2 separate regions of the Mus musculus genome follow, and region 1 is linked to region 2. The links are chromatin loops, found by intact Hi-C in ENCODE. Cell type or tissue: left cerebral cortex. All regions are shown on one strand.

Region 1 (2,500 bases), 130 kb before region 2:
AACCTGACACCCTCACACAGACACACATGCAGGCAAAACACCAATGCACATAAAATAAAAATAAATAACTTTTTAAAAAGAAAACACAAAAACCAGCAGTGTGAAGCAGCCCTGGGCCTACTGACTCCTCACCCCTGCAAGGCTTAGGCAGAAGGAAAGATGTACAGTGAATATCTGCTGTCACTGTGAAGTTTTGTTCGAGAAGAAAATATTAGGGGGCTAGAGAGATGGCTCAGTGGTTAAGAGCACTGACTGCTCTTCTGAAGGTCCTGAGTTTGAATCCCAGCAATCACATGGTGGCTCACAACCATCCATAATGAGATCTGATGCTCTTTTCTGGTATGTCTGAAGACAGTTACAGTGTACTTAGGTATAATAATAAATAAATCTTTAGGCCAGAGCGAACCAGAGTGAGCAACCTTCATTCCCAGCAAACACATGATGGCTCACATCCATCAGTAGAGCTGTAGTGTACTCATATACATAAAATAAGTAAAAGATATCTTTAGAAAAAGAAAGAGAGAAGAAAAGATTAAGAGGAGTCAGTGAACAGGTAGTCTGTAAAAGGTAGGGTTGAAACAGGGACAAACTGGGACTGATGATGGCGCATGTCTTTAATTCTGGCACTCAGGAGACAGTAGACCTCTCAAGTAGATCTCTCTAAGTTTGAGACTAGCCTGATCTACACAGCCAGTTCCAAGCCAGCAAGGGTCCTATCTCAAACAAAACAAAACACCAAAAAACAAACAAAACAAAACAAAACAAAACACCCAAAGAAAGAAAAAGAAAAACAAATAAAAGCAGCTGTAACCCCGCCTCCCCCCGCCCCCAAACTCCTTGGTGCCACCTTCAAGTTGGCCGCCTGCATGGATTGTGGCTCCACTCAGATCTTTAGTGAAGCCTGAGATAATGAAAAGGGGGGCCAAGAATTTCCTCCGGCATAAGTCCGGCCATATGTCAGGACTAAACAGAAATTCGGGGCCATCAGTAGGTTTCGGAGAAGATGCTGAGGCTCAGCACTGGTCATGAGACCGACAAGCAAAGCAAGCGTGTGCTGCCCAGGGACTCTGTAAACCTCTGGTCCCCAGCATCAAGGGGCTGGACGTGCCACCCTCACCTGACAAACCTCATCGATGTCCCCCCACAGCCCCCCAGATTCCCAAGGCTTCTCTGGGAAGGGCAGCAAGGTGGCCATCAAGGTCACCAATCCCAAAGCCAGGCTGTACAGGGAATACAGAGAATAGAAGGCCCATACACAGGCTTTATTTCTGCTTAAACCACAGGAACTTTAAAAGTGGGAGGTGGAGACACGCCGAGCCAAGGAAGCAGTTAAACCTAGGGAGGTAGAAGGAAAGAACTGATGCCACAAGGTTCTCTCTGACCTCCACGGGCATGTACCGCCCCCACACATACCATACACACAGGATTTTAAAGATTTATCATTTATACAGCATTCTGCCTGCATGTGTCTGCCGGCCAGAAGGGGGCGCCAGATCTCATTCTAGATGGTTGTGAGCCACCGTGTGGTTACCGGTAACCTCTGAGCCATCCCTCCAGCCCCCATACCCATAGGTTTTAAGAAATGGATGCATCAAAATCCCTTAAAAGATGAGAGTGATTCAGGAATTTCTTAAGAGCATATGCAGATCCGGGCTGATGGCACCTCCAATAATCCCAGTTTCTGGGAGGCAGAAATAGGAAGATTGCTAATTACAGCCATCTGGGCTACACAAGTCTGTTTCAGTCTCCTGTCTCTCTCCAAAAGAGCGTTAAGATGGCTGATTGAATGGTTTGGAAATCCAGAGTTGCTCTTACCTCTGTGAGGGAGGGCTTCCCGACCTTGTCCAGAGCCTCTGATGTTAAATCAAGGAGGCCAAACTGTTTGAATGAGGCAGTGGACTAGGCCAAAGCACCTACACAGGCAGGTGGATCTCTGTGAGTTTGAGGCCAGCCTTGGCTACATAGCAAGTTTCAGGACAGCCAGAGTTACAGAGTGAGACCCTTCAGAAAGAACAAAATATCCACACGAGAGTCCTCTCGGCTTCTGCCTGGAACTGGACAACCCTGGATAGGTCAGCTTCCTTCTCTGGAACTGAGCCTTCGGATACTGAAATAAAGGCGTGGGCCTGAGTTCAAGTTGCTGGTGATGCTGGCTGCCCCATAGGATTCAGAGCCTCTAAGGTAGGGGAGAAGAGTTACAGCTCAGAAATTCCTTTCTCATCTCAGTGACAGTGATTAGAACCAATAGGCCACGTTTGTCACAGCCTGTGCCTGGTGAAGGCTTGAAGGCTGATTAGGTAGATCCAGCTGTGTAGCTCACACCTGCCACTCCAGCAGTTGGGAAGTTGGGGTAGGAGGGTGGGGAGTTCACGGTTATCTATCCTGTTACGTGTGAGTCTGAGGCCATTATAGGAAAGCATGGCTTTGTCTCAAAAGTAATAATAATAGTAATAACAATAATAGGATACATGACTTTGTCTCAAAATAATAATTAATAATA
Region 2 (2,500 bases):
GCCAGTTTCGTGCTTTTGTGTCTTCCTTTAGTGGTGTGCCTGCTCATTCTGAATGTAGGGGAAGCAGATGGGGCATGAGCCGCAGAGCGACTTAATGCTTCAGACTACTTAGGTAAAGTGGATTTCCTAGAGATAAAGATAGCCAATACTCATGTGTCCCCTAATAAGTAGGGACTTAAAACAAACAAACAAAAACAAAAACAGAGAATTTAAGTCATTTGCCTGTGGTTGAGGTAGAAACATGAGTTTCCCCTGAATTGCTTGGATCCAGAGATTCTCTTTCTGATCATACACAACTGCATCTTGAAATAGCTATGTGGAGGTTTCCACATAGAGGAGAGACAGAGGACTTGGACTGACAGCATCAGACTCCTTAGAGATGTATACAGATATGCTGGAAAGATGGCTCAGTGGTTAAGAGCACTGGCTGCTCTTCTAGAGGTCCTGAGTTCAATTCCCAGCAACCACATGGTGGCTCACAACCATCTGTAATGGGATCCGATGCCCTCTTCTGGTGTGTCTGAAGACAGCTACAGTATACTCATATACATAAAATAAATAAATAAATAAAGAGAAATAAATAATTAAAGAGAGAGAGATATGCACAGATGTGACTGCTTACCTAAACTCAACCTTGAGTTGGATGGAAGATATGAAATATTAATCCAGAGGGAGAGCACATGGTCTCTGAGCTCTACTAAATGTAGGATGTAATTTCTGAAAGTCAGCACCGGAAGCAGGAAAGAGTGGAACTTAGTAGGTCGCTCTCCCAGTGAGCCGGACCAGTCCCAGTAAGGAAAAGCATGGAGGAAAGGCTGAGGAAAAGTGGCCCCTCTGCTGCTATAAAGTCACCAGTGTGGAAGTGGGCCGACTCTGGAGGCTTCATCGCTGGTTGGGAGGCACATGGACAGCTCCCTGTCTAGTTTCATGGATGAAACTTGATGGCTTGTGGTGGTTATAAGTGTGTGTGGTTTCAGGATACAGCTCCATACAGTTGTCCTATGTACAAAGGCACACAGAGGGTCCCTGGCCAAGGCCACTGTTGGCTGAACTGTGCCACACATGCTCCTGTTTGAAAAGCTGGAACTACAGTGCCCTCTGCTGGAGTTTACAGGCGAGCATGTCTTGGTTCTCAGCAAGTGGATCAGTCACCAGTCAGGTGGCTCAGAGAGACCAAGAAGCCTAAGATTGAGCAGGGGACATGGCAGGCAGGGTTGAAGGTATGTCCTTCCTTCCTCCTTTCCCTTCCTCTACAGGTGTGTGTGTGTGTGTGTGTGTGTGTGTGTGTGTGTGTGTGTGTCTTGCCTTACACCTTGTTAGAGACACGGTCTCTCTTGTTGCTGGCCTCTGCATATGTTAGGCTTACCTGTGCTGTCAGACTCTCCTATCTCCTCCCTGGGGCGTGACAGGAGTGTGCACTCCTGCATCAGGCTTTTAGGTATGCTCTTAAGATTGAATCTCAGGGGGGCTGGAGAGATGGCTCAGCGGTTAAGAGCACTGACTGCTCTTCCAGAGGTCCTGAGTTCAAATCCCAGCAACCACATGGTGGCTCACAACCATCTGTAACAATATCTGGCGCCCTCTTCTGGAGTGTCTGAAGACAGCTACAGTGTACTTACATATAATAAATAAATAATTTAAAAAAATGTTCCCTTTAAAAAAAAAAAAAGATTGAATCTCAGGCTGTCAGGTTCTCCTCACAAGTGTGGTACACAGTCAGCCACCTCCCAGTTCATCTATATTCTACATGAAGCTAACTCACTGCCTAGCCTGGGTTGAGCTGTTCCAGCCTCCCAAGTGCTGGGATTACAGCATGAGCCACCACCCTCAGCTCCTACTGTTTAATCTCTATGAGAAAAAGGTAGACCATCACCTCCATTTGCTGGTAAGGGGTCAGAAGCACTTTGGACCTGTGTAGTGTTGGCTCTTTCAGGCCACACAACCCTGGGTGCCACATGAAACTGAGGCTCTGCCTGTTAAGGACGGATCGAAGCTTGCTCCCTGTCCCTGTCCTCTTTGCATATTTTAAAAAGAGGTTTAATGTGTCTGTGTGTGCCTGAGAGTATGAACACCTCATGCCTTCTGTGTCCATGGAGACCAGAGGAGGACATCGGGATTGCCTGGATCTAGAGTTACAGATGATTGTGAGCTGCCAAGTGCATTCTGGGAACTGAACCCAGGTCCTCAGGAAGAGAAGCCAGTGTTCTTAACTACTGAGCCATCTCTCCAAGTCCTGTGGGTTTGTTTTATTTTTTTAATCAGGAGGAAAAGAAAGGAAGGATTCGGGACTGGAGGAATATCTGACTGTGTTGACTCAACTCAGTGAGTTTTCATTAAGACTGTAATAAGGGAACAAGAGGAGCTTTTTTTGAGTTGAATGTTTTAATACACTCACACCCACTAGGAGAGGGAGAAAAAAAATCATCCTTCAAAGAAAAAATTGTGATAAAAATATCCCATGGTAGTAAGTGTTTGGGAAGACGACTATTAAATAGGTTCT

What was found. A loop is a pair of places that touch in the nucleus more often than their neighbours do. Peaks named below come from ENCODE experiments on the same cell type or tissue, not always from the same donor. Only the 100,000 strongest peaks of a DNase experiment are listed, where the experiment ranks them.
Region 1: a loop joins it to region 2, with 4 times the contacts of the local background. A loop is called at or near these places in 7 of 42 quality-filtered maps.

The regions. Positions count from the first base shown.
Region 1 is chr15:98,709,614-98,712,113 of GRCm38, reverse strand. All of the region lies in intron 2 of Ccdc65 (coiled-coil domain containing 65), which reads right to left. Among named protein-coding and RNA genes, the nearest start is that of Ccdc65, 2.7 kb to the right of the region's middle. In left cerebral cortex, a CTCF peak has its summit at 1,461 (motif pointing right); a DNase peak (open chromatin) is centred at 1,490; H3K4me3 peaks cover 209 bases.
Region 2 is chr15:98,578,880-98,581,379 of GRCm38, reverse strand. All of the region lies in intron 1 of 4930415O20Rik (RIKEN cDNA 4930415O20 gene), which reads right to left. Among named protein-coding and RNA genes, the nearest start is that of 4930415O20Rik, 9.1 kb to the right of the region's middle. In left cerebral cortex, CTCF peaks have their summits at 1,088 (motif pointing left) and 1,684; a DNase peak (open chromatin) is centred at 1,095.